Regions from separate parts of the Homo sapiens genome. Here all the other regions are linked to region 1. The links are chromatin loops, found by intact Hi-C in ENCODE. Cell type or tissue: PC-9. All regions are shown on one strand. Region 1 overlaps GLI2 (GLI family zinc finger 2). Region 2 overlaps GLI2 (GLI family zinc finger 2). Region 3 overlaps GLI2 (GLI family zinc finger 2). Region 4 has its middle 40 kb from the start of GLI2.

Region 1 (8,000 bases):
TCTTTCTTTTTTTTTTTTTTTTTGAGACGGAGTCTCACTCTGTCGCCAGGCTGGAGTGTAGCGACACGATCTCTGCTCACTGCAACCTCCACCTCCCAGGTTCATGTGATTCTCCTGCCTCAGCCTCCTCAGTAGCTGGGATTACAGGCGCCTGCCACCACACCTGGCTGATTTTTAGTAGAGACGGGGTTTCATCATGTTGGCCAGGCTGGTCTCAAGCTTCTGACCTCAGGTGATCCGCCCTCCTCAGCCTCCCAGAGTGCTGGGATTACAGGTGTGAGCCACCGCGCCCAGTCTCACCTACTTCTGTCTCCCTGTGGGAACGCTTTTTTTTTCTTGCCTTAGAGTGTGCCAAGGGCTTCTCCCTCCCTTTGCTCATGCAGTTCCCAGACCCTGGAGTGCTCTTCCCTTTGTGCTCTCCGGGCCAAGTTCAGGACCCTTTCATTCTCTGACTGGAAGCCACAGGGCAGACTGGATGGTCACCAGGAAGCCTCCTCTGACCTCCTCAGGTAGCCCGCCCTTGTGGAGCTCCCACAAGTAGAAACTCACTGCTGCTTATTTGACATTTAGCATATACTGCCTTGGACTTTGAAGCACTCTCTACACAAGTGCCTGCCTCACAACTCTTTACATGTGTGTCTATAGCTGTGCTTTTATACCTTTTGACACCCCTATAATAATTCTGGAGCCTGGCAGGCATCTGTGCATACAAAGGAGTTGGCCATGATGGAGAAAGTAGAAAACTAGAATCCAGCAGACATGCACTGGCCCACCAGCACTGCCGTATCTTAGCTGTGTGACTTCGGGGAGCTTACTTATCCTCTCTGGGCCTCTGATTTTAAGTGAAAGCAAGGTTCGAGATATTGGCCCAGTAGGAGTAGCTGCTGTGAATGGTGAAATTACTTGAGGAGAGGAGCTAGCCAGCTCGGGACACCTATGTGTGCTTGAAGGTTTTGTTGTCTTTCTCTAGTCATGGGGCTCCCGGTGCAGCGACACCCTAGGCAGAGGAGGGGGTCTAAGGAAGGACAGAGCAGTTCAAGAGGACCCTTCTTCCTCTGAGTCAACATGGGAACCATGGATCCCAGGGGATTTCGGAAGAGCGATTTCTTTTCTTCCAGATGTGTCTCCCTTCGTTGTCCTCACAGCCTACTGGGTACCAGGTGGGGTGGTGGGCCATGCACCAAATCCATAGAGAAACAGGGGGGTCTGTTGGGAGCAGTGGCTGTGCACTGGTGCCTCACATACATCGCCACCTTCAAGTTTCTGGATAATCTTGCTGGGGGTGCATCCCCCTCACTGTCTGTGGGAAGCCAAGGTCAAGGTTATGGAGCCTGAGGGGCATGGGGCTGACCCAGACACCATGGCCCTGCCTCCCCGCATCTGACCAGTCCAGGCATCATTTATAGGGTCTGGGCTCCCCTCCTGAGTTTGCCATCTCCCCAAAGGACCCAGAGTGGAGGCTGGGGGCTGTGGGAATCCCTGGCTGGAGTGGTGGAAGAGGGACCAGCGCAGGTAGGAGCTTGCGGTTCCCCTCCCAGTGTGGAATGGCTGGAAGAGGGGGAGTCAGGGACAAGGCCTTTGCACAGCTGCCCACCCGTCCACACTCTGGAAGACCCTTCACACCTTCCTGAGCTCTGCCTGGCCCCAGTCCTGGAGCTCCTTGTTGGTGCTGCTCTCTGGGGCTCTGCAGAGCTGTTATCCTGCTGGGCCCTAGTGAAGCCATGGCAGGCTTCGGTTTCATGTACAGTGATGGGAAGGTGGACAGAGAAGGCAGAAACTGGTGCTGCCTAGGCCTCAGACCCCACAGGCAGGTCTGAGGAGCTGGTGGAGTCCCTGACTGTCCCCCCAGGGCCCTGCAGGCAGGTGATCTTTTCTTGGAGAAGAAGAAAATGGGAGAAGCTGCCCATGTGGGGCAGCTGCTATAATAGGTGTTACGGGCCATGCTGGGAAGGCTGACTGTCTTCCCAGTACCCTGGGAGGGAGGGTACTCTGCATCACTGGGGAGCAAACTGAGGCTCCGAGAGGGGAAGTAACATGGCCACAGACACACAGTGGATGCAGACTATGCTGGTCCAGGCACACATGCATCTCTCATTGTGGGAGAATTCAATGCCTCATGTTTTAAAATAGGATTATTTTGCCGCTGGCAGTAAAATGCCAGAAGTCCTGGGGAACCCTTACGTTCCCCACGTCCCTATCTCCTTCAGGGTGGAGGAGTGAGTGTAAATTTGTCTGGATGGGACAGTGGGGACTGACCTGAGGAGTCAGAGCCCGCTTTGCTCCTAGGCTGCCAGCCTTGGCATTGTGGCACTGGACTGGTGTCCCTGAGGTCATTTTCCCAGTGGAGACAGTGGTGTGAGGGGAGAGGAAAGGACTGGTGCCCAGCTCCTGGTGGATACAAGACAGAGTCCTCAGGGCCTCAGGCCGTGAGTCGGCTGCTTCCCTTTTAGCTGTCATGAGGTTAGAATGACGATTTCCCTTAATCAGGGTGGCGGTGTGCTCTTCACTCTGGGAAATTTCACTTTTTATCTCATTGGATCTTAAAAATAAGTCTGTGATCAAGGCAGGGCACATGTTTATCTCTCATGTATGTGCATGTGTTTGCCTGGGTCTGTGTCCTTGTAATATATACATGTGCATGTGTGAGTGTTCATGTACCTCTGCATGTAACTACATGTATCCTGTATGTGTGCACGTGTGTGGCTGCATATGTGCTGTGAGTGTATGTGTGATGCAGGTGACCATGTGTGACTTTATATATGTGTGTGCCCATGCACACGTCTGTGACTTTAATGCGGTGTGCACGTGTGTGTGTGGCCTGCGTGCAGGTGTATGCATGTGTGTGGCTGTGTATATGGTTTGTCGGCGTATGTTCTGTGTGCTGTGTGAGTGTGTGAGCCTGCGTGTGTGTGTGCATCCATGTGTGCCTATGCGTGTGGGTCCTGGGCACGCATGCCGCACGACTGAGATCACAGCAGAGGTGAGAACACCGTGGCTCTGTGGTGGCTGTGACTGCTGAGAGGCGAGGCTTCATCTCTCTCCTGGAGATTGATTTTGCCTGGGGAACAATGCTCTAATTCCTGTGAGTCACTCGTTAGAGGAGTTCAAAGAAACCAGGTGGCGGGAGGGTGTCTGGGATTTCAGGTTTCAGGGTGATTCGCTCATTCTGCTCTGATTACTAATTTATTCTTCAAGCAAGTCCTTTAACTCAGAGTTCTTAACCTTTTCTGCGCCGTGGGCCCCTTGGCAAGCAAGTGAAGTTCGTGGACTCCTACAATAATGCTATAAATGCATAGAAGAAAAGACACAGGACTGTGAAAGAAAGTGATGATGCGATGTCTAAAACGTTCAAGGCACCGCATCTGTGATCAAGAATACATGTGCTGCTTTACCGACACATCAAAGAGCAAGGTCAGCCGTGGGGGCTAATGAATGGCTAGCATAAGTGGGACACCACGGTGGGCTTGGGCATAGCTGCGACTCATGCCAGTGGCAGCCTGAGGGAGACACCAACTTCAGCTCCAAACTAGCAAAGATAAAAATGTATCTTTTCATCAGGTTAGATAGTCCTGCTTTAACTGGAACTTGTAGATTATTTATTTATTTATTTATTTGAGACAGAGTCTCACTCTGTCTCCAAGCTGGAGTGCAGTGGCGCGGTCTTGCCTCACTGCAACCTCCACCTCCCAGGTCCAAGCGATTCCCCTGCCTCAGCTTCCCGAGTAGCTGGGACTACAGGTGCACGCCACCATGCCCAGCTAATTTTTTGTATTTTAATAGAGACGGCCTTTCATCATGTTGGTCAAGACGGTCTTCATCTCCTGACCTCATGATCCGCCTGCCTCGGCCTCCCAAAGTGCTGGGATTACAGGCATGAGCCACCACACCTGGCTGAACTTGTAGATTATTTGGAAGCCAGAAGGGACCTTATGAGCACCCCGTTCGGTTTTTCATATACCTGCTTCTGTATCAGAAAGACTTGTGCAACTAACAGAAATGCAGCTCTTCTTGCCACCCCCTGCCTAGACTTGGGGAATCACAATCTCCAGGGGAAGGCCCAGAAATGCTCCTGAAGCATCTTGCTGTCACCAGTGCCCCTGCTGAGGCCCCAGAGGGCAGGTGACCTGGGTGAACCTCCTAACGGACAGGGGGCTTCTCCGGGCCCTGGGTCCCGGGTGCCCGCTCCCACCCCCTTAGCAGAATTTTGGAGAGTGTGGCTGTGTTTCCTTCGTGGTTGTTTGGACAGCGGCAGAGCTGTGTGTTTTGAAGGTAAAGTGAGGAATTGACTCTTCTCCTTCCCTGTGGTAGGTGCTGTGACTCCCAGTCCCTCTTTTTCTGGAGCTCTGTGGAGCCCGTGGGAGCCATCCCTGGAGAGACCCTCCCTGCTGTCCCCAGGCAGCCCCTGGAGGCCCAGATGAGACTATCCGCTTTGGCTGCAGGGCTTGACGGGCCTGCCTCAGATGAGCTTTGGGGAGTGAAAGTGGCTGCCTGGGACCCTGGGCGCCTGGTGTTTACCTAGAAATTGTGCTAATCCCGCTAATTCCTGTGATTTACACAGCCTCTTGGCTCTGTGTACTATCTTCTTCTCCGGGAAGTGGTGGGAAGGCGAGGCCACGGATGCAGTGGGCACTGCCTGGAATCCCCCCGCTGCATCTGCTCCCCACAGGCGTTCACGAAACCTCAGGTGCATCTGTGTGCACATCCTCTCCCTGAGCCACAGTCTGGGAGCTGGGCATCTGAATAAATGCCCCTCCTCCCTCACTACATTCACCCTGTTTCTGGAGCGACCACGCCCTGAGGTGTCAGGAGGCATTTTGGCTGGAGGATCTGACTGTAGGCCTGGCCCCGTGCCTTCCTGGGGAGTGGCCTTGGGCAGCTCACTCCCCATGGGGGCCTCAGCTTCCTCCCCTATAAGAACTGGTGATGACATCTGCTGTGCTGAAGTGAATAGGTGGGGTTGCCATGAGGAAGCCGCAGCTGCTGTGTTTTGGGTCCGTTCTTCACGGATGGAGCCTTCTAGTTACCAGCTTGAGCTGGGCCTGGCTGTGGGAATGCTGTGCTGAAGAGCTCCTGGCCTGAAGGTGATGAATGTAATACGGGGGTGTTGAGTAGGACATGATCTGACTGCTTCAGGGCTGCAATCATGGGCTAGGAGGGGAAGTGGGGCTTCCTGGAGGAGGTGACGTCTGAGTGGCATCTTGAGAGTAAGAGTTCATCAGACACAGAAAGGTGAAGGGTTTCCAGTGAGTGGCATAGCTTGGGCAGAGGCCTGGCTGTGTGCAAGGGCAGAGCCAGTTATCCCTGTTAGGAGGGTCAGGCAGCCAGGGAGCTGGTAGGGAGAGGAGGCTTTAGGTAGACATGGGAAGACTTTACCTGAAGGCCAAGGGGCTCAGCAGGGGAGGGATGGAGTGATATGTGGTTTCTGGGAAGATGCCTGGCTGAAGCACAGGGAATTACCTGGAGTGGACCAGAGGTGTGAAAAGTGCCAAGACCCAGAGGGGAAAGAGTGCCTGGCACAGAGCAGCCAGCGGGAGAGGCAGTGCTGGTGAGGCGTGCGAGTGCTGGGGGGTGTGGGGTGAAGTGATGGGGCTCACAGTCTTCGTGTGTGTGGCGAGGAGAGGAGGAAGGTGTCTTAAGGATGCAGCTCAGGTGGCTGGTGTGGTGGTGCCTGTGACCAGGTAAGGGGCAGAGGAACAGCAGGCACGAACCAGTGTATAGTGCTAGTAGGCCATTCAGATAGCCAGACTCTTAAGGGGCGGATTTTAAAGTGGGCTTAAAAGAGCAGGCAGCAATCCCTGAATTTCTAGGCCAAAAGGAGGCCCCTGACTCACCAGCAAGCAGATTTTTCTCTCCCCCATCTGCCTGACTTTCTTGGGCTTTCTGGGCAGGGAGTTTTGAAAGACTGTGGAAACTGGCCAGGCTGGTGTGTGCAGATGAGCCAGGAGCTGACAGGAGCTGTGGACATCCTTCATGTGGCCCCTCCATTGTTCTTGTGTACTCATTTTTTTCTACTTAAAAAGATGTGGGAGTATTGTGTGGATTTAAAAAATAAAATTCTAGGCCGAGTGTGGTAGTGTGCACCTGTAGTCCCAGCTGAGGTGAGAGGATCCCTTGAGCCCAGGAGTTTGAGGCTGCAGTGAGCTTTGATTGTGCCACTGCACTCCAGCCTGGGTGACAGGAGAGACCCTGTCTCTTAAAAAAGAAAAATTCTTGGCTGGGCTCGTTGGCTCACGCCTGCAGTCCTAGCACTTTGGGAGGCCAAGGCAGGTGGATCACTTGAGGTCAGGAGTTCAAGACCAGCCTGGCCAACATAGTGAAACCCTGTCTCTACTAAAAAATACAAAAATTAGCCGAGTGTGATGGCGCATGCCTGTAATCCCAGCTACTCAGGAGGCTGAGGCAGGAGAATCTTTTGAATCTGGGTGGTGGAGGTTGCAGTGAGCTGAGGTCACACCACTGCACTCCAGCCTGGGTGACAGAGTGAGACTCTATCTAAAATAAAAAAATGAAAAAAAAAAAAACAACATAAAACAGAAAAGTTATAGGGCCTACTAATGTGGATTTAGCTGAGGGCCCCGGGAGTGGAGCTGACCACTGGTGTCTGCACACTGCGACCCCCGTCCCCACACTCTCTGCAGGACCTTCACACAGCTGCCCATAACCTTTCTGCCCCACTCCTCCAGGTGTCCAGCCAAAAATGCCAGCTATCTTCCCCACCACCTTCTTTAAAACATGTGACCGGCCAGGTGCGGTGGCTCACGCCTGTAATCCCAGCACTTTAGGAGGCCAAGGCGGGCAGATCACCTGAGGTCAGGAGTTTGAGACCAGCCTGACCAACATGGAGAAACCCTGTCTCTACTAAAAATACAAAATTAGCCGGGCGTGGTGGCTCATGCCTGTAATCCCAGCTACTCAGGATTGCAGGAGAATCACTTGAACCTGGGAGGCAGAGGTTGCGGTGAGCCAAGATCGCGCCATTGCACTCCAGCCTGGGCAACAAGAGTGAGACTCCAGCTCAAAAACAAACAAACAAACAAACAAACAAAAACAAAAAACAAACATGTGACCATCAGATTTATCTTCTGATAGAAAGGCTGGATTGCCAGTGTCTGCTCTGACCCACCACTCAGCTGGAGACGGAAGTTGCCCATGCCCCGAATCCCGCTGGGTGTTCCTCCCTTGCTCACAGCCACTTTCCATCCCTCCTTATCTAGTCTGTAGCCTGGTCTGTTGGCTCTGCCTTCAAACCATGTCCATGTTTCACCAGCTCCACCGCCACCTGCTTAACCCAAACCACCATTGTCTCTCCCTGGGTCACTGCAGTAGCCTCCTCTCCCCGAAAAGCCTGCTCTCCGCACACAGCAATGGAGTGACCCTTTTACACCCGGAGTCAGTCCTGCCCCTCCCCTGCTCAAGACCCTCTGATGCCTGCACTTCCCTTCTGGCCACTACTCAAAGAAGCCAGCCTCCTCCCACAAGGCCCCTGGCTCCTGGCTTTGCCCTCTGACTGCAGTGGGGTGGCCCCTCAGGCATCCCATCCCTACCCCAGAGAGGCCTGGCAGCGCTGCCCCGCTGTGCCCCTGCAACCCTCTCTGTCCTGCTTTCTTTTCCTGAGCCACCTCCCACTCACTGAGATTAAATCTACATTTATTTTCCCCTTGTTTGCCCCCAAGGAGAATGTAAACTCCACATATTGTATCTTCCGCACCAGGCATGATGCCTGATGCATACTAGGGGCTTAAAAATATGTTGACTGAGTGCGTGTGAGTCAATAAAGGATGAACATTTATTGAATGAATGGGTGAAGGAGTGAGCGAACATGCAGATGAATAAGTGAAAGGTTCTGGTGAGCAGGGAAGCCACCTGAAAATGAGGGCCTTTCTTTGAGGACCTCTAGGTCATTGTCACTATATTTGTTTTTATTTTCCCCATGATTCACAGACAGAGGTCATTGTTTCTGACTTTATTTCCCTCATCAGAGGCTACCCGCCACTCATATC
Region 2 (8,000 bases), 120 kb after region 1:
GACCCACAAAGCAGGGCCTTTGCCCACAAACGCCTCGGATGAGAGTGCACAGGCCAGGCTGCTCTTGGGTTTGTGGAAGGGCAGCTCTGGTTTCTCCGGCCCCGAAACACATTGTATTTGGGAGTTTTCCCCTAGATCTTAAACCCTGTTTATTTAAAAAGAAGTAGACTCTGTCTGCTTTTAATTCACATGCTTAGCTCATCAAAATATTGTTTTGCAAGAGGTTTTTTTTTTTTTTTTTGATGTCAGGAAGGCTTTGGCATGTTTTCCTCCTCCCTTTCTTCTACAGTCTTATTCTAGGAAATAAGATTCTGGGCACCGCTCAGGGCTGGAGGGTTGGGTCATGAGACCACATATTCTGTGTCTCAGTTTCTGAACCAACAAAATAGGGGAGCAGGCTCTTCCCACGGATTCATGGACTGGCCTCCAGTCCTGCTGGTGGACACCGTATCCCAGCAAAGAGAAATACTGTTTCCATGCGCCACAGTGGTCGTTGGTGGGGAGAGTGGGGAGGGTGGTGGGAATGGCATGTGCTCCAACCATCATTCAGTTAACTGGGTCCAGAATCACACGGGCAGGGAGCCAGGCGTCCGAAAGTGTAACACGGCTTGCCCGGTGTTTCTCCACGGTCCTGCCGCACTGCCCCTCATGACCCCGGCATGGGCTTTGCTTTCTGCGGACCCTCTTATTTGTCGAAGATCTCGGGAGTCCACACACCCACTCCCGTGTCTGGGAACACTCCAAGCTTATCAAGAACGCAGCGGGCAGCAATCCAGGGCAGAACAAGGGAGGTGCTGTCGACCAGCTCTGCGCGGAGAGGTCAAGGGTGTGGAAGGGTGGGGAGAGAGGCACAGGCTGACTTAATCCCTTGGGCGGGGCACCGGCCTCACCCACAGAATCGCAAGTAACCCTCCTACGATTCTGGGAACGTTTGTGAGTTAAATGAATGGAAGGGAGGGAGGAAAGGAGGGAAGAAAAATAACTGTGTTTTCATCAGTAAATGTAAGCGACCAAATAGAAGTCTGTAGGAAGCTAAGATTCAAAGGTGAGGAAGGACTGAGGTTTGGGGAGAATTCTCATCACCATATTTTGTGTATTGATGGGACTTTTACTAAGCTAGACTAGAATTCTGAAGCAGTGGAAAGTCAATAATGATAACGAGTTAGGCCTGAGCTGTTCAGTAGGGTAGCCGCGAGCTGTGTGTGGCTGAGTGCTTGCAATGTGGCTATCCTAATTGAGATGTGCTGTGAGTGCAAGATAGGTACCAGGTTTTGAAGACGTAGTAGGAATAAAAGCATGTAACACATCTCATTAACAATTTTTTTACTGGTTCCATGTTGAAGTGATAGTATTTTTGACGTACTGGTTCAATTAAATTGTGTTATTAAAATAATCACCTGTTTCTTTTTAGTTTTTTTTAAATGTGGCTCCTAGAAAATTTACAATAACATATGTGGCCCACATTGTATTTCTGTTGGCCAGGGCTGCATTGGATGAGTGGACACCTAGGGAAGATTCTAGTCCAAGGTAGAGAGAATTGTAAAGGATCCCTTTGAGTAACATAATTATTGGGACTGACAAGAGGCTCCCAGAAAGTGGCCCTTACGGGACCTGCTTGGATGAAAGAATGGAGAGCATTTTGTCATTCCCCTGTTGATTGCAGAAAGACAGTAAGTCCAGCCCCAGTGCTCGTTTGCTTGTCCAGGTGGCTGATTCCGCTGCCCGGTTTTAAAGGTCATTGATTGTCTGTGGCAGGCCCTGCCTCAGAATGCAGCCTGGAATAAAGAGGTGCCTTGGCTCAGCCTGGGAAACCATCACCAGGGCCTGGTGGAGACCAAATGTGGTGGCCTTACTGTCGTCTCAAGAGCTATGGCAGAGTGCAAAGCTGGGACTTGATGCTCTCGGCAGGACGCAAGGCAGGACCTATAAGCCAGATCAAGAAACCTCTTGTTGGGCTCTGCAGGGAAGGGGCTGGATGCTAGTTAAGTACACAGAATGGCAAGTGACACCTTCACGACCCGTGGGGACCAGACAGAGGAATGGCATGGTCATCCTCCTGAAAGGGAGAATCACCTGCGACAAGTGGGCTTCTTGCCGGGGACCAGTCAGCATTGCAATAGCTAGCCGACAAGGTCCCTGCCAGCTGACGGGGTCGCCAGTGTATACTGTCAAATGAGTATGTCAAGGGGCAGCAAGATTTTAGGGGAAAGCCTGAATCCATCCCAGGCCACCTGGCCTAGCCCTGGCCTGTGACAGGTGGAAGGAGCACTAGGGCCTGGGCACCGTCTCCTCCAGCTCCTGGGCTGGATTCCTGCTTTCTGCATTGGATTCTGCAAGGTGCCAGGGTCCCTGGGAGCCATGGTCCTCTGGGCTTCAAATCTATTGCATTTTGCAGTGGGGAGGCTGCACACTACTTTTTTAGAAACCTTCTGTGACCAAGACAGAGTTTTCAACCTTAAGCAAGCTTGACCAGCCCTATTGTTTCTTCCAGCCCTAAAATTCTCTAATGTGGGACTCTACATGTCTACCCAGACAGACAGGCAGCCCCTCCCATTCCTTGTGATGGCGGGGATCTCCCAGGTGTCCCTCTGGAGCTCACCCCAGTCTCCCACCCCTTGCTAAAGGGGCAGGAGCCCAGCAGAGGGGTCTGTAGGGATGGCCACACCGGCACCCTTCGGGGCCCTACTGCGTGCCTGGCCCTGCACTAGCTCTTCTCCACTTCACAGTCTCCCTCTGACATGGGTCCTGTCCCTATCCTCATTTTACAGATAAGGACACCGAGGCACAGGAAGGTTCGGTGAGTCAGCAATCAAGCCAGACTTGGCTGTGGCACTGGCGGCAGCCTCAGCTCTGTCCAACAGGACACTATGCCGCCTCTTGTGGCCTGTCTCCTGTCACTTCAAGGCCACTGTTGCAGGGAACAGATCCCATGACTGCCTGGCTCCCGAGCGGCCAGACCCAAATGGCACGGGGCTGGCCTCTCCCGTGGCGTTGGCTGGAGCACACTCCTCACCCTGGAATGTGCAGGTCCCTCTGCATCCCTACCTGCCCTCACCAGGAGACCAGTCTCAGAACTCTGTGCCTGGTGTGGAGTGGCTGTGCTGGCCCCAGCCCAGCACACTCTCTCTTTCGGCAGCTAATTTGTCAAGTAACACCTCAGCCTGGGGTGGGCAGTGTGCGTGGGCGGACCCAGCAGAGGCCACGGGTCCTGCTAGGCTGTGTCTGCAGGGCAGGCCTGATTGCGTGAGTGGCCTGGGCCTCAGCCAGCCGGACACCAGCCAGCTCGTGGTGTTGGAATTTCCTGTCTGATTTTAATTCCTCCCCCCACGTTTTTCCCCCAAGTGAGACAGAAGCACTTTTTAGTTGCACGTTGTGGAGTGGCCATTCAGGATATTATTCTTATTAAATGCTTCCTGTGGGGTGGTGGCTGGGCATCAGGAGGGCCTCTGGAATTCTCCTGTCCTGTGGCTTATTATTGAAAATCATGGTGCCATTTGCATAAGGCCCTGGGGAAGGAGGTTTTCCATGATTCGTGCTCTTTTGGTGCTTCCTACCTCTGATGCTTAGGCCAGTGACTTCGTCCTCATTTGCGAACGAACACCTGGTCACCTGGGCTCACGTGGCTGAAGGGCTGGCCTTTGAAAGTGTCAGGATCTCAGAACAGACCAAGGCTCCCTAGCAAGGGGAGAAAGTCCCTGGCAGCCTCTCCCAGCCCTGGTGTGCACTTTCATTCATGTACCATCGAAAAGCACAGACCCCTGGATGCCTTCCAAACCTGCATTCCCAGTGGCACCCAGACCCCTTGCAGCTGCTGCTCAGAAGCACTGGTAAATGGTCACCAGGATTCAAATGTCTCCCCCACTCCCGCCTCTCTGATCTTCTGTGTTGAGTTTCTCCAGTTAGTACAATGCCTAGTAGGCGCATGGACATGATAAATGATTTCCCCTTCCTTACTGTGCAACTGGGAACTATGGAGCCACAGCAAGTGTGGAAATGCCAAAGGGCCTGTGAGTCTCCCTCCCGGGGTGGTCCCTGGAGCAGCAGCATCTGCATCACTGGGAACCTGTTAGACATGCCCAGGCTCACTGAGGCAGGAGCTCTGGCAACAGGGCCCAGCAACAGCCTGAGAAACCCCGATATCAGGGCTTAGTGGGTGCTTCATCATGTACCTCTTACTATGTGTATTACATCATGTGTTCCTCTCGAGGACGCCAGCAAGAGATGTTCCTCATCCTGTATGTATAGGAGAGGCCACATGCTTTGCACCGGGGCTTACACTTCACTCGGTTCAGTGCCAGGGCACAATTGGGCATCCTGGGCTCACTGTCCGCACTGCCCTGAGCCTGAAGAGCCTGCCATCCTCCCCCTTCCTTCTGGCTCTGCCAGGTCTGGCCTCTTCCAATGAGCCTTCCTGGCTGCTCCAGACCTCATGGAAATCTTTTCCTGACTTTGAGGCCACTTGGGCAGTTTGTGCTGCGTGGGCCTCGCTGAATCCCGCAGGGTCAGGCTCTCCAGCTGTGGCAGTGGCTTACACAGCAGCGCCCCGGGGCACTCCCTGTGGGCAGGAATTATGCCTCTTGTTCTCTGTGGCCTCCAGAGCCCATGAGCAGCGTCCTCTTACATTGAGCGAGTAGGGGAAGCCTTGACCTGCAGCAGGGTGTGTGGTTGTGACTTCCAACTGTGGATGGAGAACTCTGCCCTGGGTGGTGAGCAGCTCCGCCGTGGATTCCAGAGACAGCTGTGGAGCCAGGCTTGATGGGGCCCAAAGCCTGTGTATGTCAAGGCCATATTAGTGGGACAATGTGTCTGAACTACATCGTATCCCTAGATCAGACCTGGATGGTTGAAGGAGGGAGCATCCAGCCTCTTCTTTGAAGCTGGTGTCGTCGTTTCTGGTATCTTCTGGGAAGCCTTTAGGTACAACTTCCCTGGGGATTGGGCCTGGGATCTCCACAGGAATAGGAGAGAGCAGAGTCTTGCTCCATGGGATTTGTGACAAGCCCAGAATAAATGGCCAGAAGCGACCTTAGCCATGCAAACAGCAAGCTGACATCCAGCATCATTGGTGTTGGGAGGGCGCTGGCCTTCTGGGGTTCATCACCAGAATGACGGTGCTGATCGCCATCCTTACCCATGAGGTTAACATTTTTCATTTCATAAGGTGTCTTCACATTCCTGTTTCATATAGGATTAAGTGGTTTAACTGATCAAATTGTACATTAAGCGTGGAATGGAAAGTAGCAATCACTCTCACTTTCTTTCTCTCTGTTGAGACTGGGGAGTCATTGACGACCATGTAGCCAGTGGTGCATCTGTTCTTGTTTGACAACTCAGACCTGGCCCAGGGCCCCGAGATGGCACATGTGTGCATTCAGGCCCCACTCTGTTCTCCTGAGCCTGTGCTTCCTGGCAGAGCCCAGAAGCAGCCTGAAGATGCAGTACCCTGCCCAGCCTTGCCCTCCTTGCAGCTTTGTCCAGGCCATCCATGCGCCCCCTTTCCTGGAGGGAAGTAGTACTGGGTTTGGTGTAAAATAATTGAATTGTAGAGGAGACCCCATCCTCTGCACTGCTGCTGCCTTGCAGCACACAGGAGGAGCCTTCATGAGATGTCATAGGCTGGGACCTGGTCACATCCCTTCTGCCTTGGGCTTCTCCTGCTGCTGACTTTCCCAAGAGGGGAGTTATTGCTGCAGCCATGGGATATGTGGCTGATGCAGACAAGGAGAGTGGGAGCCCTCCTTTTAAACGGAATTCACAATAGTGTTCACCTGAACTCCCAGACCACCTTGCAAGTTCCCTCCCCTGCTTATTTTCTGCGGGCAGCATGGACACAGACACTAGGGAAAGAATGGTGGGAACCACCAGAGCTTGTAGTAGCCAGCCTAAGCCTCCTGGGGATTGGTCATCTGGGAATAGGGGTGAGTGGCCAGCAGGGATTAATTTATAGAAGATCTTTCCTGCAAAGCCATGGCTTTCATCAGTTCCTGCATCCTCACTCTGTCAAGCAGTGAGTTTGCACAGAGTACACATCTGTGCATGGAGAACTCTGCCCTGGGTGGTGAGCAGCTCCGCCGTGGATTCCAGAGACAGCTGCAGAGCTGGGCTGGGTGGAGCCCAAACCCTGTGTATGTCAAGGCCATATGAGTGGGGTGATGTGTCTGAACTACATCGTATCCCTAGATCAGACCTGGATGGCTGAAGGAGGGAGCATCGGTGGATGCCTTATATGAGTTTCTATCTGATACATCTCAATGTCCCTTATACTGGGAATGGAGGAAAAGTTCTCTTCATTACCATAGCACCGGGACCCTTGTCACATCTGCTCAGAGATGGGGAAGGGCATTATGACTTATTAGGGGTTTCTACTCTATGGACACCATAAATATTCTTTTTTTTTTTTTTTTTTTGGATATGGAGCCTCTCTCTGTCTCCCAGGCTGGAGTGCATTGGCGCAATCTCAGCTCACTGCAACCTCCAGCTCCCAGGTTCAAGTTATTCTCCTGCCTCAGCCTCTCCAGTAACTGGGATTACAGGCTTGCACCACCACCCCTGGCTAATTTTTGTATTTTTAGTAGAGATGGGGTTTCGCCATGTTGGCCAGGATGGTGTCAAACTCCTGACCTCAGGTGATCCACCCACCTCGGCCTCCCAAAGAGTTGGGATTACAGGCGTGAGCCACTGCGCCCAGCCCACCATAAATATTCTTCACAGCAGTTGGGTTGATGTCATTCCTATTTTACAGATGATGAAACTGAAGCTTGGAACACTCATTACTTGCTAGCGAATGACAGAGCCGTGGTTCACACTCAGGTCTGTCTGGATTCATGGCTCAGGTGCGTTCTGCTCCTATCCCAAGCTCCTTAGACAACAGGGACAGGTGATGTCCTGTAGGACTGTCCTCTGGCTGATGTGTGACACTGGAGCAAGCTGGACTTCACTCTGACTGCAAAGGTTACCTTGACTTCCAGCCTGCCCCTCTACTGCTTTTTTCTTTCTTCTACACTAGCGCCTTCTTTTGCCAAAGATATTGGTGTATTTTGTGCCTAGGTCCTTCCATTAGGAGAAAAGCAACCAGTAAGCCATCTACACTTTGGTGTGAATCCATTCCCATGACTCCCAAGTTCTGTTTGCTTCTAAGAAAATAATACTGTGCTGGATGTTACTTAATATGCAAGGAATTCTAAGTTAAAGGAACATGATAAATTAGTTTTTAACTGGAGAATCCCAAAGTCCCCCATAGTGGGAACAAAATTGGATGTCAAAAAGCCCTTCTCCAGTCATCCCAGAGACGTGCCAAGTAAGAATGCCTCCACTTCAGCTGATTGGAGTCCACTCCTCACGTAAGAGTGCCCGACCCGACGCAGAGCAGGCACCCCAGGAGTGCTTTGTGTGCGAGTGCTGGCCAGGGTCCCACACAGACCAAAGCCTCCTGGCCTGAAGGCTGGGAAGGTGCATGTGGGCATCACAGAGGCCACCTGAGTGTGGCAGGTGGACAGGGCATGGGGACCTATGGTCCTGACACGGGGCCCACCCGGTGGGTGCAACATGGCTGCTCCAAAGGAGTCTCTCTCCACGTGGCTCCAGCACTGTCCCCTGGGATTCACACCTGCAGCATGGGAGCCAATCCCTGGAACCCTCCACAGCAACACTCAGCATCACCGGGCTTCCCCATCCTGGCCACAGCCAAGGGGCTGAGGGCCCTGGTGTTTGGAACCAAAGGCCTCATGCGCCCTTCCTTGATTTCTGGTCATGGATGCAGCTACCGCACTGGCCTCCTACATGGTGACCCTGGAGCGGCCAATTGCCCAAGAAGGATGGGGATCCAGGCCCCAGCCATGCCACTGCCTTCCTTCCCGGGCCCACAAGCTGCACTGAGATGTGTTTGCGCTGCCTCGTCGTAACACAGACCTGTATGGTGCAAGGCTGGGCCTCACCTTCCCTCCATCAGTGCTGGGGCAACTCGATTTCTCTCTGAAACCGGTTTCTTCTCTGGTCCAGGC
Region 3 (8,000 bases), 140 kb after region 1:
AGTTGCAGGCTCCAGCTTGACAGCCCTGGCTACAGGCAGAGCCCCCACTGAGAAGGGAGGCCCTCAGTGCCGTCCTTCCCTGTGTAGGTGGGAGCCCTGGGCTGGGAAGGGGCCTGGGTCTTCACCAGGCTTTGCCATGCTCCAGCTCTGGGTAGGGCCTGCTTCCTTCCCTTGCCAGTGAGGGTGGGGTGTGCGCAGAGCACTTGGAGAAGGGGGCCGTGGATGCTGGCATGCAGCAGGGAGGAGTGGCCCAGCCAGAGGCCCACAGAAATGGCCTTGTCCCTCATGGCCTACACAGCTCCTTCACTGGTTGGATTCCTGAAGAGATTCCTAAGGCTGCTGTAACTAATTACCACAAACTTCATGGCTTAAAACAATGTAAACTTATCCTCATATCATTCCGGAGGTCAGAAGTCTGAAATAAGTCTTATGGTACTTAAAATCAAGGAGTTGGCAGGGCTGGTTCCTTCTGGAGGCTCCAGGAGAGACTCTTTGACATTTCTAGGTTCTGGAGGTTGCCTGCATTCCTTGGCTTACAGCCCCGTCCTCACACACATCACCTTTTCCCCCTTGCTCTGTCCTCACCTTGCCCTCTTCCTAGTCTGTGGGAGTTTTCTCCCCTGCTTCTCTCTTCTAAGGACACCTGCTATTGCCTTTCGGGCCTACTGGGATAATCCACTTGTGGCTCCCATTTCAAGATCTTTAAAGTAGTCATGTCTCTTAAGTCCCGTTTGCTGTAGAAGGAAACACTTAACAAATGCCAGGGATTAGGGTGTGGATGTTCTTGGGGGCTGTTATTCAGGTTATTTGGGATCACTGAGCCCCAGTGTGGAGTCTGGCATCAGCCTGTAGAATACAGTAAATCATATTTATAATTTGCATGGGTCTGCAGCAGGCCAGGCACGGCCCTGGGCCCTGGTATATTGTACTGGTGAATCTTCCTGATTGCTCTGTGAGATGGGGGTTAAGCTTCATCTTGCAGATGCAGACATTGAGGCTCAGAGAGGCACAGTGACTTCTGTGTGACATCCCTGCAAGGTAGTTACTTCCGTGAGGGCAAGGAGACCAGGCTCTGGGGTGCAGATCTCCTCCCCAGCCAAGGAGGGGCTAGTCTGGTTAAGCCCCAGTGATGGGCAGCAGCATGGTGCTCCCAGAGCCCCCCGTCCCTACGCGGTCCTGCTGGGGTGGGCTTCCAGCGGCTCCACACTATCCTCAAGACAGTTGGTTCCCGCCAGACTGAGTGGGGGACACAGCAAGAGCCTCGGGGCTGGCCCTGGGCTCTGGAAAGCCCATGCCCTCACCTCTTCCGCCCCCAGTGTCCCAGGTGAGAACCAGGGCAAAGCTTGTGAGGAAAATGGCCCCGTGGCTCTGGCTTCCATGATGAATGTGGTTGGAGCCCGGTGGAGAATCCCGATCCATCAAGCCCATGTTGTAGCTCGCTTCTCCCTGCCAGCACCAAATGTGTCTAATTACACAGATGTTTGCACAGCAAATGAGGTACGGTGTCATCTCATTTCTGTGTCAGCTGAGCCTGAGCCTGAGCCTGCTGCCCTGAGCTGGTGACCATTTCGTGGGTGTGCCCGCCCCTCAGCCCTTGCACCTCCTGCTTTCCACTGCTCAAGCACCCAGACCCCCTCCCCGTTCCCTCTCAGGATCCTGATAGCTCCAGGGAGGGCGCACCCAGTGTGTGCAGGCTCCAGAGAGGTGTTCCCTGCACTCTCTCATTCTGCCCTGCCCTCTGCCCCTCCGGAGTACCTTGGTCATCACCCAAGAGCCTGCCATTGTCAGTTCTCAGCCTGCCAGGCTACCCGCACTGGGACCCATTGCCGAACCCTCCCTAGCTGTGATTAACATGAATTAACTCACCTCAGCTTTCTCATCTATAGAAGGGCCAGATCTGCTGAGACAACCCACATAACCCAGCCAACTGAGTTATTTTGAGAAGGAGACAGGGTAATGTGAGTAAAGCGTCTAGAACACTTTGGAAACATTCAATGGATATGAGCAACAATCGTGATCATTGTTGTTATCCTCACTTGCTGATTTGAGAAGGGGGCCACGGCAGGCTGGGAGACTGGGTGGCAGAGGCCGGCCACAGCATGTCCTTGGGAGAGTTGACTGTCTGGGGACTGTGGCACAGAAGGTGGGGGATGGGGCTGAAGGAGTGCTGTGGTGCGGTGTGGTGGGGGTCTTTCTTTCCCCCAGTTGAGGAATTTGGACTTCCTCCTTTTGGCAACCAGGAGCAGCGGGGAGTGGTCAGATTTATTTTCAGGCAGCTACAGCAGTAGTTAGGGAGTAGACAGGAGAAGGGCGGGAACTGTGGTGAGAGGACCTGCCAGAGCTGCCACAGTGGCCCTGGGGAGAGGGGAGCAGGACCAGGGCTGACCACCCGGCTGTAAACAGGCAGCTGCACGTGGGGAAGGCAGGGCATGGAGGTTGGTGTGAGGACAGCCTTGCAGCCCAGCCCAGCTCGATGGCCTCCTCATAGACACCCAAGCCCACTCCTCTGCAGAGCACCCTTCCCGGTCACTTAAGGTTCAAATGCACAGCAGGCTTGCATGGCTTACTGATGCTCACGTGGTTCCAGGGGAGGAAAGTCACCACCCACCCGTGGACTCCTGCTGCAGTGTCTTTGGGCTGTGCAAACCACAAGTGATGGGGAGACAAATGGGGCAGGGGTGTGTGATTGCTGGTCAAGCAAGGTTCTCTTGAAGCCCCCATGGGGACATCCCTAAGTCTCCAAGAGTCTGTACAAGGGCGAGAAGAGAAGGCCGGCTGTGAATAGGGCCACACACCCCCAGCAGTCTCTCCAACCTTGTGACGCTAACAGGAAAGAGAAGCTCTTTGGATGCCCTCTGGGCCCCCTGCCTCCCAGAAATAGGCTTGCCAGGGTGTCATGGGGAGCAAGGCTGAGGTGTGGCGAGGAAGGGTCCCTAAGTTGGTGCTCCCCATTTCCTCAGTGTATGTGGTCACACAAGCATGAGTCCGGCCTGCCCTGGGCCAGCGTTAACTTGTGTCCTGGAGAGGAATGTAGAAGTCCATGCTCCTGGTTCGGGGGGCTGGGGTGGACCTTCAGCTCCCTATGTTGCTTTTGAGGACCTTTCCAGCCCTGCCCTGCCCTGCCCTGCCCTGCCCTGCCCTGCCCTGCCCTGCCCTGGGGCTTCAGAGAAGACCAATTTCAGCTGCTTCCTGCCCAGAAGGGCGTACAGAAACTGCCCCATGCAGAGGTTCCCAAACCTGGCTGCAGATCTGAACACACAGGGTGGGTCTTAAAGATGCCCATTCTCAGGCCCTGGCCCCAGGAGTTCTTGTTGATTTTCAGACTAGGGTGAAGCCCGGAAATCTGCTTATTTACAGGCGCCCATAGGCCAGAGTTTGGGGACCACTGCAGGCGCCGCTGCTTGCTTGACGTCCGGGAAAGCAGCCCCAGAGCTGCTTGTTGGCTTTCTGGACTCATCACTGACAGCGCCTCGCCGCCAAAACACGGGTTGTTAAAAATCCCCTGGTTCCTCGTGATAACCCATTCACAGACAAGTCCCTCCTAAACCTATTCATATGACCTAAACCTATTCATATTCTCAGCTTGCAAAAGGCAGTGAGTGTATGGGGTGGGAACAGCTGCAGTATCTCAGCCTTCCTTTCTCCTCCTGCCTGGCACCATCTGACCTCTGACATCCACGACTCCACCCCCGACCTGACCACTGCTGATGGCTTCCTGCAGATCTCTTGATCCTGAGCTGTAGTTGGTTTGCATTGCATTGGCAGTCACGGCCCAAGGCCACCCTTCCTGGAGGAGTGACGAGGGGGCTCTTGCTGGCACAGATGGCTCAGGGTTGTAGCTATCAACCCAGGCCCAGGTATGTTAGGGCAATAGAGTGAACGCCAGCTGGTGGGCATGGGGGCCTCACCTCCCTTTCATCTGCATGCTTGGTCACGCAAAATGCATATTACCCAGGGCCTCCGGAGACAGCATTAAGAGTGTCTGAAGCCCCACTTGGTCCCCGAGACTGCATGTTAATGGGGATGTTTAGCCGGGTGTCGGTGTGCCTTCACTTAAGAGAGTAGTTTCTTTGCTGCCACTGGGCCGAACTCATGAACTTTCCAGTCTGGGGGGATTTGAAGATTGCTTTTTCCAAGGTCAGTGTCCCATAAAGACTGCACCGTTCACCATGAGATTAATGAACACAGCAGCCTGCTCAGCCTGTGACTCACCAGTGTCATCCCGGGCCTTTATGACTCTGTCCTCAGTCATTCACTGAGACGGGTGGGTTGAGCAGAAAGATATTTTCTTCTTGATTCTTGGCACAGCACCCGAGGTTCACGATTCATAGAGGATTGGCTTTGTTTGTTTTTTGGGAAGAACCTTCTCCTCCCTCTGCAAACATGCTCGTTTCTTTTCAGAGCCTAGAGGAAGGAGGAGACTTCCGAAAGGCATGTCCACCTGCCCCCTGGGATGAGATGCTGGGTGGGCCCAGCGTCACCCACCAGGCAACTTGTCCTTCCTTTCCACGTGGGTCCACACTGCCTCTCCATCTCCAGGGAGCTCTTCCTTAAAACCGGCTGTTGCTGACCACTTCTTCAGAGCAACTGGACAGCAGGTAGACAGGGAGCCCAGAAACCCTGGGTCCAGGCGATGTGTCGGGCAGCACATCCTTCCACGGCTGTCTGAGGGTAGACCGACTAGATGTGGAGCCTTGGCTCACTGTGATGTAAACGGCCCTGAGACCCCATCAGGCAGGCCCCTCCCCATCTCTGGGCTGTGGGATACTTGGGTCAGACCAGCAGAGGAGCAGTAGCAGGAGTCTGTGCCCAGCCGCCGGCTTATGTCATGTCACCCTCCCTGCAAGGTGGGATTATCACTCCCCAATAATCACTCCCACTTGATAATTGGGGAAACCGAGGCATGGGGAGGCTGACTGCCTTTCCAGTGACACACTCCTAGTAAGCAGCATAGATTACTTACTGGGCATTTTGACCCCCCACCCCTTGCTAAAATCTTCCCCAGCTCTGAGAGCTTCAGATTCCAAAGCCAAGAATGCACTCGCTGGGCTGCGTGGGACAGACAGCTCATTTATAATGGAATCTGGCCTGTAAAAGTTTAACGAGGAGCGTGTGTGATAAGACGGGCTGGTCTTTGATCTTTACTGAACGCCAAAGCCCTCGCACAAGAGGAGCTGCTGGCTCTGGGTTTTGGAGAGAGCCGTGGTGGTCAGCCGAGAGCAGGAGGGGCCAGGGAGTGGAGCAAATCTTGATGTGCAGGCCGAGGTGGGCGTGCAGTGGGGGAGGGGCTGCGGCAGGATCGGGATGAACTATTCGGTTCCTCTCCTGTCCCTCGGGGTCCCCACTGTCGGACATTTCCCCTCCACACCCCCAGTATGTAGACAGAACAGGGTTGAGGCCGGGGCTCACATCTTGCCTATGCTGCTTATACTCTTCACATCCTTGGGCTTGCTTAGCCCCACAAGCCTCAGTGGCCCCATCTCTAAAATGGGGACATAGTGGCTCCCCATGTGAAACTGTTGTGAGGACTAGATGGGTGTCTGTAAAGCATGTAGAAGCACACCTGGGACATACCGAGTGGCGGAGAGACCCCTGCTCTCATCACTGCCCTGCTAACATTAGAAGGAAAGCCAAGTTTCACTGCAGACACCCTGCAGGGTGCTGGGCCAGTGGTGTCCTATTCAGTCCTCCCAACACCCTGTAAGGTGGGGGATTTTCTCCTCAATTCATAGAGGCGAGAACTGGGCGTTCCCAGAATTTAAGAACTTCCCAAGATTGCCCAGCTTGTGAGATCTCACCAAGCCAGAGCTCTTCCCTATGCCGTGATTGTCCTCAGAGAGGAAAGAGAGTCTCGCCATGGTTCTCAGGGCTGCAGTGTGTTGTTTCTGTCTGCAGACATGGAAACAGAACAGTAATCAACCCAAAGGAATTAATCACTAACAGTAAAGTTTCAGGCATTGGTGGGGTGGATTGGCCTTTGAGGTGGGGAGTCCTCTTAGACTGCACATGTTCAGACTGTCCACTCGGTGGAAGCTGACGCCACTGCCAGATGCATTCATTTATTCAGCCAAACTCATTGTTGCTGGATTTATTGTATCCCAAGTGCTGTCACTTGAGGCCACTCCTGCCAGCCCGAGTCAAGGTGTTGCTGAGGGAAAATGTGAGCAGTGCCCTGCCCCTGAGGCACTGCTTAAAAAGGTCAGAAATTGCTGCTGCCCTCAAGCCTCTGTCACTGCAGCCAGCACTGATGGTATGTCTGGTGCCCGTCAAAAAGTACGCTGGACATGTCAGGAGCCCCATCCCTCCATCCCCTCCTTCCAAGGACTGCACCTCTGAAATGTACACTTGGCCTGTGCTGCCCAAACAAAGTAGCAAGAGTTCAGAGTTGCTTAACTCAGTGGGGAATGTTCTTAATGCTCGTTCCTCTGAGGACACTCACCCAGGGACCATGTGTGCCAGCCTCATGCCAGGCACTGGGGATACGGGCCCAAGGAGGCACAGTCTTTTTTAATAGAATTTTTATTTGTATAAATTTATGGGGTGCAAGTCCAATTTTGTGACATGCATAGATTTTGTAGCAGTGAAGTCAGGACTTTTAGAGTATCTATCACCTGAATAGTGTGCATTGCACCCACTAATTTCTCAAACTACATGCCCCTTCTACCTCCAGGAGGCACAGTCTTGCTGCCCACATAGACCCCATGATCTGGTTGGGGAGAGGGCAGAAATTGGCCAATGACAGGGTGGTATGCTGGAAGAGGGGGTATGGGAAGCCCAGAGCACCAGGAATACAGGAACAGAAAGCGCTTATCAGCGGGGACGCATGAAGGCCTCCCCCCACGTCCCAGCCTTTCCCCAACCCCACCCACTGGGGGCCCTACCACCTTCTTCAGGTTGCCCTGTTCCAATGAGGGGCCTCCACTTCCAGGCAGACACCAGTGCCACTAAGGAGGGGAATCTTTTCAAAGCACATACTCATGAAGGCTTGGTAAAAATCAGCAGCACACCCACCTCGAAGAAGAGATATATGTGAGCTGCTCAGGATTCTCCAGCTAGTTTTGACAGGCATCCAGGAAAGGAAATTCCACACACCACTTTGGCAGGCTGGGCCAGAGTTTAAGAATCTCACTGTGGAGGAGTTTCTATCCAGCCCGCCGGCCACCCAGGCCCTTTCTCATCACTAAAACCCAGGCCTCCAGTGAAATATAATGAAATCTCTCCCACTAACGAAGGCCGCTCCCCACAAACCCCACTCCCAAGACTGCACATCTTATCTCCTATTTCCTTATTCCCGCCCATGGCTTTAAACCCTTGACTTTCTGGAAGATTTGGTTCAGCAGTGCTCAGCCCATGGCAGCTTCTATTACAGACAAAGTCCCCCTGTACTCGGAGGTCAGTGGTGCAGTTCACCTGGAGAGGGCCTAAGCAGGACCGACTCCCCCAGGGCCTCCTCCCCGGACCCAGACACATTCCTGGTTCCACTGCACAGAAGGAGTAAACCCAAGGCTTCCAACAGGCCCCACACCTCACTCCTCCCCTCCCTACCCTGCTCCACCAATGTCTTCACTTTGCTAGGAAAAACGTCTCCCTGATAATCCCCTTATCTTTTATGCTTTTTGGGTTTTCTGTTTGCAAAAACTGATAACCTTCTTATTCTGCTCCCAGGGGAAAACTGATAAAGGGTGAGTGCATGAATCAACTGTTGTGGACCACGTGGCTAGATTGCAACCAAGTCCATCTGTATTGCCTCCTTTGTAGGCACAATTTTATAACTTAATTTCCCTACCAAAACATCAGTGTTTACTTAGTAAGAAATCTGCTCTTTGTCAACTGAAAACGGTGATTTCTTTATTACAGCTCTGCATAGGGAGTGACAGCTGAAAGCTGGCCAGGTCTGGTGTGGTGTCCGGGTCTTTGATGGGAACGGGGTGAGTGCAGGTCGCATATATGGGATGCGTGTTTGCTGCAGACGGGGCTAGGGCTGGCCTGGAGGGAGCCTG
Region 4 (8,000 bases), 97 kb before region 1:
TACAGTTTGTAATAGCAAAACACTCTGGGAGCAGCCTCAATAGCCATCAATAGGGTGCTGGTTGGATAAAATGAGATAACATTTGGTAAATCCACACAATGGAACGCTGCAGTCATAAAGAAGCTTTAGACGCCTCTCTGTGCAAAGCCACAAAACAACCTCCAAGGTGCACTGCTCATTGTAAACGTGCTCCTCTCTGCTGGCCCTTCTGCTGCGCTGGGCCCACCAGCTGAGACAGATCAAAGCGGAGCCCCAATCTGTGGGGGCTTGGGACCTCTTCCCCTCCATGGAGAATTCTTGGCTCCCACCCTGCTTTTGGGAGTCCTAGGAAGCTGGTGGTGATGCTCGGGTTTGTGGGGTTTTTTTGTTGTTTGTTTGTTTGTCGTTGTTGTTGTTTTTTGAGACAGAGTCTCGCTCTGTCGCCCAGGCTGGAGTGCAGTGGTGCAATCTCAGCTCACTGTAACCTCCACCTCCCAGGTTCCAGCAATTCTCCTGCCTCAGCCTCCCAAGTAGCAGGGATTACAGGCGCATGTGCCACCATGCTCGGCTAAGTTTTGTATTTTTGGTAGAGACGGGGTTTCACCACATTGGCCAGGCTGGTCTCAAACTCCTGACCTCAGGTGATCCACTCACCTCAACCTCCCAAAGTGCTGGGATTACAAGTATGAGCCACCGCACCTGGCCTCAGGTTTGTTTTGATGCCTTTTTATGGGGTTCCCAACTGCAGGGATCCCATAGTGGGGCACCCCCTCACCCCTCCTTCTTCTCTGACTGGCCCTCAACTTCCTCCCCACCCCACTCCCAGCTCTAGCACTGACCGGGAAGGGGTGATTGTGTGCAGCCCACCCATCTTAGAGGCTGACTGAGCAGTACAGGCCCACATTTCCCTCCACACCAAGGTCTCAACCTCACAGCGCCCCAAAGCCTTTCTTCCAGCCCTGCTCAGAAGTTAATCACTTAGGCATCTCGCCACAGGCTCTGTGGAGTCATCGAGTTTGAAGTCAGGAAAAATCCCAAAGGTGGCACCTATCAGCTCTCCCAGCAACTCCAGACCTTCTCAGACCCTGGTTTCGGACACTCAGCCAACACCTCTGACTGTGCCTCTGCCCTGGGTCCCACACCCTCTTCCTGGCACCGGCATCCACTCCTGAGTTAATATGCCCATTGCCCAGCTCTGTCTACTAGTGAGGAGCACAGTTAGGTCCCAGTCTTGGATTTTTAAATACCCTTCTCCACTCAAAGAACCAGGCCTCCCTGGAGAAATAGGTGGTTCCAGGTCTGGGCTGGAAGAGACAAGGCAAATCTTGGATGTCTGGTGCCAGAAACAAGGGTGTTATTGAAGACTAATCAGGGCCAGGATAAACAGACATAGGAAGTTGTCTGATGGGTTTCCACTGACTAATGCTGGGGCCATGAGGACATCAGAAACAATACTGATGGAGATGACACATCGATCTGCCTAACATCACCCTAACCAGGGGATGTCACCAGCATCACTGTTAGTCCAACAACCTGGCCTCATGTGCCTCTGAAGCCATGCACCAAGAAGGACCCCACGTTCCCCACATAGGATTTGTGCAGAAAACCTGATTCTAGTCACGAAGGAAAAAGACCCAACAGAGTCAAAGTGAGAGAATGTCTGCGAAACAATTGATCTGCATGCTCTGAAAATGTCAATGACATGAAGATTTCTTTTTTTAAAAAAAGGCTAGAGAATCCTTTTAATTTTTTTTCTTTCCTTTTTTTTTTTTTTTTTTTTTGAGACTGTCTCTCTCCATCACCCAGGTTGGAGTGCAGTGGCACAATCTGGGCTCACTGCAACCACCGCCTCCTAGGTTCAGGTGATTCTCCTGTGTCAGCCTCCCGAGTAGCTGGGACTACAGGTGTGCACCACCATGCCGGCTAATTTTTGTATTTTTAGTAGAGACTGGGTTTCACCATTTTGGTCAGGCTGGTCTCGAACTCCTGGCCTCAGGTGATCCACCCACTTTAGCCTCCCAAAATGCTGAGATTACAGGCATGAGCCACCACGCCCAGCTAAATCCTTCTAAATTAAAAGGGACTAAAGACAAAAAACCATAACCAGCAAATGTAATATGTGATCTTGATCGGATCCCAGCTCAAAAAAAAAAAAAAATCAGCCATCAAAGACATTTAGGCGACAACTCTGAAAATTTGAAAATGGATTCAATATTAGGTATTACTGAACTGTTGGTGACTTTCTTAAGTACAGTAATGGTCTCATGGTTACAGAGGAGAATATCCCTATTCTTAAGAGATGTCTGTTAAAGAGGGTGAAATGTCACCGAGTCAGCAACTTTCAAACTGACCCACACACATAAAAACATGTGTGCATGCGTGTGTGTGTGTATCTACATATATCTGTGTTACATCTATGGAAAAGGTGGAAAGGAACCAAGCATGACAAAATATTAAGAATTGTAGAATCTAAGTGACATAGACCTGTTGTTTCAACTTTTCTGGATGTCTGAAACCGTTCAACATGAGTTTTGGGAAAAGCCCATCCTTCCTGTTTTCTAAGCAGCAGCTCCCAGAAGAGGCAGGAGCATTTGATAATGTCCTCGGTAATGATTTCATTATTGATTTCATTAATAAGACATCCTGGTGGGAAGGTGTTCTCCAGGCTGCCTGGAAAGGGCTTTTGACGCTGACTGGGCTCAGATGGGCAGAGAAGCCATGATCAGCCCCTCTTCCTTGGGCTGTACCAGGGTGTCAGGTTTGAGGATGTTCCTCCAGCATCCCCCCACGCCCACACTCCCACCTGCTCCAGTGGCAGGGGCTCGGGGGGAAGGCCTTCCAGCCAGTACTCTGATTCAGGGCACTGACATCGCACATGGAAGGAGGTGGGGACAGCCTGGAGAGCACATACAAGGCGCCCCTGTCTCCTGCTCCCAACCATGGCTGGTTGCGCTGATGTCCTCACACTGTTCTTCTCACCACCTACTGCCCAAAAGGAATGATCCTACGAGGTAAATCACAGAGACTTGTTGGCTCAGGTCCAAAAGCTGCCAGGTGGCCACCCCAGAACGCCCCAGGCTTATTAGATAGCAGCATTCCAAGCAGGACCCCAAAATGCTCCAGACAGTGCTCCACTGCTGGCGCCTCTTGGAGGGTCATCTGTTTCTCAGAGGAGAGAGTGTCCCATATCACTCCACAATGTGTCCAAGTCCCCTGACTTCTGTTCTAAGGCATAAAGAGCCTAGGACCCATTGGACAGGTTGGGGAGTTGGCAGAACTTCTGTGATCTCGTGGAGAAGCCTCCAAACCTGGCCTCCAAGGAAGGCGGTTGCCTCTCCTAAGGGAGTAAAAAAGTGAGAAGGCCCCCCATGGAAACCCGTCAGCCCCCAGAAGACCTGGGTTTCTTTTCTTTCCTTTTCTTCTTCTTCTTCTTTTTCTTTCTTTTTTTCTTTTTCTTTTTTTTTTTTTTTTTTTGAGACGGAGTCTTGCTCTGTCGCCCAGGCTGGAGTGCAGTGGCGCGATCTCGGCTCACTGCAAGCTCCGTCTCCAGACCCGGGTTTCTTACTCCTTCAGTCCACGTGGCCCCTATCCTTCCCTTCTCTTTCTCCCATCCTCCTGATCTCTGGGCATAGAAAGCCCTCTCGGGAAGAACACCGCAAATCTTCCGGTCCTGCAGCCTCACAGCTGCGTCTACTCCGCTGGGGGGCTCGGGGAAAGAGGAGAGTCCCGGAGGACAATGGAAATAACGAAGTGGGTGGATGGCTAGAGGGTGGAACAGAGTGACAATTCTGGCTCCAGTCCTCAAATTGCTCTGAGCAGGGCATTCAAATTGGATCCCAACTCCAAAAGTGCATTTTAGCAATCCGCCACCAGGTGGAAGAGTCGAATTAAGAATAGAGTCGCTCCACTGCCGTCCTCCGACAGCAATAGTCGGGACCGCAAAAACCGCGGGACGGAGATCTGACCGTAGAGGGAGCAATGCGCTCTCAGCTCAGCGTCATATTTCCTGGAGTATTTTGGCCTTTGCATCCTGCAGCCCTCTTTCTGTACCAAGGGGAATAACCCAGCATTTATTGAGCATCTACAGCATTTCAGACACAGTGCTGGGCCCCGGACAACTATGAGCAAATTCCATTTGCAGCAGCCCCGCAAAACGGCATTTGGAAGCCTATTTTGTGGCAGAGGAAGCCAGGCAGAGTAACGCCCCGCTGCTCAGTGGCAGAGGGGGAATCAGAAGCCAGCCGTCTGCATTCGAAGTCCAAGCTCTGCCCAGCACACTTTGTGCTGCGTCCTAAAAGCACGAAATGGCAGGGACTGCTCGGCTTTCCCCTTCCGTGGTGGCATCAGAAACGCGGCTGCGGCCCAGCGGCAGAAAGCAGCTAGGAGTGCAGAGGGATAAGCTGAAGCCTCTAAGGGAAAACACCCCAAAACGACAGCTAAATGGCACACTGCAAACAACAAGGCTCACGTTGCATGTCATTTCAGCACTTCATTTTATCTCCCCGTGGTCTCACCACCCCCTTGCTTCCTCCCATTTTGTGGAAGAGCAAATTGAGCTCCAGACTGGTTGAGTTTCTTGGGTAAATGCCTGAAATCTCACACTCAGACTCAAGCCTTCAACCCTAGCATCTGATTCGTAGCCTCAGGACTCTTGTTCTACACACTATATTGCTTCCCTTGGCTGCTTACGTCAATGTGGCCATCACTGAGTCCCACTAGAACCTGGTTCCGGGTTAGTGAATTCAGACAGGATGGGTGGCCAGGCAAGGCAAGAGAGATGGGACAGGGGCTGGGGAAGGGAGGGAGGGGCTTCCCAGAAGAACTGGAGAATTTTGAGGGATCTTCAGTTCCAAGCAGCCCCCACTAGGAGAGACTGGTGATTGGCAGGCCTGGATTTTAATTCTGGCAACACCACTTACTAGCTTCTCTTCTCTTTAGTTTTCTTTTTTCTAAGACTTGGGGTGATCATCATGGTAGGTATCTCAAGAGATTTTCTCAGGATCAAATGTAAATAAAATGCATTTAATCACTCACACCAATTAAGATGGCTAACATCAAAAAAGTAGAAAATAACACGAGTTGGCAAGGATGGAAAGAAATTGGAACTGTTGTGCACTGTAGGTGGGAATGTAAAATGGTGCAGTTGCTATGGAAACCATATGGCTATTCCTCAAAATATTAAACATAGAATTACCGTCAGGCATGGTGGCTCACATCTGTAATCTCAACATTTTGGGAGGCCGAGGTGGGTGGATCACTTGAGCCCAGAAATTCGAGACCAGCCTGAGAAATACGGTGAAACCCTGTCTCTACTAAAAGTACAGAAAATTAGTCAAGCATTATGATGCATGCCTGTAGTCCCAGCTACCCAAGAGGCTGAGGTGGGAGGATCACCTGAGCCCAGAAGGCAGAGGCTACAGTGAGCTGTGATGATGCCACTGCACTCCAGCCTGGGCAACAGAGAAGAATCCCGTCTCAAAAAATAAATAAATAAATAAATAAAAATAGAATTACCATAGGATCCAGCAATTGCGCTTCTGAGAATATACCCAAAAGAATTGAAAGCAGAGATAGAAGAGATGTTTGTACACTGAAGTTCATAGCAGCATTATTCACAATAACCAAAAGGTACAGCAACCAAAGTGCCCATCAACGGATGAGTGGATAAATACAATGTGACCTCTCCATACAATGGAATATAATTCAGCCTTGGAAAGAAGGAAATTCTGACACATGCTAGAACATAGACCTTTGAGGCCATTATGCTGAGTGAGATAAGGCAGTCCAAAAGGACATATACTGCTGCATTCCACTTATGTGAGGATCCTAAAGTAGTTAACATCATAGAGACAGAAAGTAGAATGGCAGTTGCTGGGGGCTGGGGAGATGGGGAACTAGGAGTTGCTGTTTAGTGGGTGCAGAGCTTCAGTTTTACAGGATGCAAGAGTTCTGCAGATGGATGGTGGCGACGGTGGCATAACAATGGGAATGTACTTGATGCCATTGAACTGTACAGTTTAAAATAATTAAAATGGGCCGGGCACAGTGGCTCATGCCTGTAAACCTAGCACTTTGGGGAGGCCGAGGTGGGTGGATTACTTGAGGTCAGGCGTTCAAAACCTGCCTGGCCAACATGGTGAGACTCCATCTCTACTAAAAATACAAAAAAATTAGCCGGGTGTGGTGGCGGGCACCTGTGATCCCCACTACTCAGGAGGCTGAGGCAGGAGAATTGCTTGAACCTTGGAGGCAGAGGTTGCAGTGAGCCAAAATCGCACCACTGCACTCCAGCCTGGGCGACAGAGCCAGACTCCATCTCAAAAAAAAAAAAATAAAATGGTAAATTTTATGTTACATATGTTTTAACACAATTTTTAAAAATAAAATAATTTTTCACATTAGGAGTAAACAATAAAAGACTGAAGACGATGTCTTTAGTTAAAAAAAATTTAATGGGGGTGACTTGATTTAGAGCCGTTTGTTCTTCCTTTGTATGATTACAAATTCTTTGAGTGATCTCTACCCCTTGGAGCTTGAATCTGGATAGACTTGTGTGACTAATTTGTCACCCAAATGGTGTGGCAGATATGACACAGAGTGACTTCCAAGCCTGGGTCCATTTGAAAAGTCCATTAGGCTTCTGCTTGTTTGTGGGGTCACTAGCTTTTGTGTCCCTGAGCTGTCAAGGATGAAGTCTAAACACCCCTCAAGGTGGCCGTGCTGGGAAGATGCCCAAGTGTCACAGGTGGCCCATGGGAAGATGCTTGGTTCAGCAGCTCCAGCTCAAGTCCTGGCATGGAGTCTTCCCAGCTGAGGTCCGGACAGCATGGAGCAGAGAGGAGCCATCCTCTGCTGGGCCCTGACCAACAGGTCTGAAGCCCTGACCAATAGAATCTGTGAGCATGTTAAGAGGGTTGCTCCAAGCTGTGAAGTTTCTGGGTAACGCATTATGCAGCATAGTAACTGGAACATGTAGGTGGAAATGGGTGTCCCTTTGAAATATCTCAACAGATAGCACGTTTTCTTTCCCCATTCATGTCTTCTGGACTTACCCCCTCTCTTCTCACTTTCTACAGAGATAGATAAGAAGTAAATTTAAAATCTTTTTTAAGAGTGACCCAGATTGGATTATCAAGAAACATTCTAGAATTCTCTGCTCTGGAAACGTCCTTTGAGTCAGTGCTTGGAAATGAAGTTGGCCTTACTCAACTTAAAAGATGCTTTCTGGGGAAAGTTGTGAGTAGATTCAGGGTTCTATAATTAGAATCTTCTTCTCTCATTGATTCCTGTTCTTGTTTCAGAGCTGTGTTCCGTTCATTTGGCTTTTTCAGGTTATGTTCTGTTGGACAATTACTTCCAGTAGTTTAAACATCCCTTATCCTTCCCTGGAAGCTAGAAATCTCTCTGAGAGGTGAGGTATGTGTGACTTTGCTGCCAGGCCCACAGGGAGTGCCATGATTGTGACTGTGCTGCTCCTGCAAGGGGTCTGGAGGCAGGAGAATTGTGGGCAGGGGCAGGCACAGGGGCTTAACTCCTGCACAGTGGCTGCGTCATCCTGGGCAGGTCACCGAAGCTTGGCTCCTCCTCCTGGTGTGACAAAAGCCAGGAGGTGGCACACATCGGCTCACTCACAGCACTTGACATCTGGTCATTCACTTGGCAGATGTGACTGTTAACACTTAGGCTCCTGATGGGGACAAAGCAGGCCCAAACCTCACCCTTGTCAAGCTTGGGTGCTGGTGGGGCAAGGCAGACAACAGAAATCCATTGAGTAAATAAGTATATTCTAGAGGGATTTGTGGCATGAGACGTGCTATGGGAAAAACAAACCGGAGCAAGGCAGGGGCCCAGGCATCCTGGGGGTGTGGTCACGGCCGACCGCTTACAGAAGGTGATATTTGAGCAAAGACATAAAGGCAGTTGGGAAATTAGCGACTGACAAAGAGTCCTTGCTTAACCAAACTTCAGTCCAGCTCCTGAACCTTCTCTAGGCCCATTAGTGTACTTCTTTGTAAAATCCA

What was found. A loop is a pair of places that touch in the nucleus more often than their neighbours do. Peaks named below come from ENCODE experiments on the same cell type or tissue, not always from the same donor. Only the 100,000 strongest peaks of a DNase experiment are listed, where the experiment ranks them.
Region 2: it touches region 1 in a loop (2.7-fold over the local background); 3 of 110 quality-filtered maps call a loop at or near these places.
Region 3: it touches region 1 in a loop (3-fold over the local background); 3 of 110 quality-filtered maps call a loop at or near these places.
Region 4: a loop joins it to region 1, with 3 times the contacts of the local background. A loop is called at or near these places in 2 of 110 quality-filtered maps.

What each region holds. Positions count from the first base shown.
Region 1 is chr2:120,789,028-120,797,027 of GRCh38, forward strand. All of the region lies in intron 1 of GLI2 (GLI family zinc finger 2), which reads left to right. Among named protein-coding and RNA genes, the nearest start is that of GLI2, 57 kb to the left of the region's middle. RefSeq lists enhancers at 1,018-1,649, 6,259-6,922. In PC-9, no CTCF peak of the experiment used is centred here; a DNase peak (open chromatin) is centred at 3,074.
Region 2 is chr2:120,912,051-120,920,050 of GRCh38, forward strand. All of the region lies in intron 2 of GLI2 (GLI family zinc finger 2), which reads left to right. Among named protein-coding and RNA genes, the nearest start is that of GLI2, 180 kb to the left of the region's middle. RefSeq lists enhancers at 1-201, 2,493-3,266, 3,267-4,040. In PC-9, no CTCF peak of the experiment used is centred here; a DNase peak (open chromatin) is centred at 3,271.
Region 3 is chr2:120,930,735-120,938,734 of GRCh38, forward strand. All of the region lies in intron 3 of GLI2 (GLI family zinc finger 2), which reads left to right. Among named protein-coding and RNA genes, the nearest start is that of GLI2, 200 kb to the left of the region's middle. RefSeq lists an enhancer at 3,723-4,922. In PC-9, no CTCF peak of the experiment used is centred here; a DNase peak (open chromatin) is centred at 4,307.
Region 4 is chr2:120,691,923-120,699,922 of GRCh38, forward strand. No RefSeq gene overlaps it. Among named protein-coding and RNA genes, the nearest start is that of GLI2, 40 kb to the right of the region's middle. In PC-9, CTCF peaks have their summits at 3,872 (motif pointing right) and 4,071; a DNase peak (open chromatin) is centred at 3,889; H3K27me3 peaks cover 3,652 bases.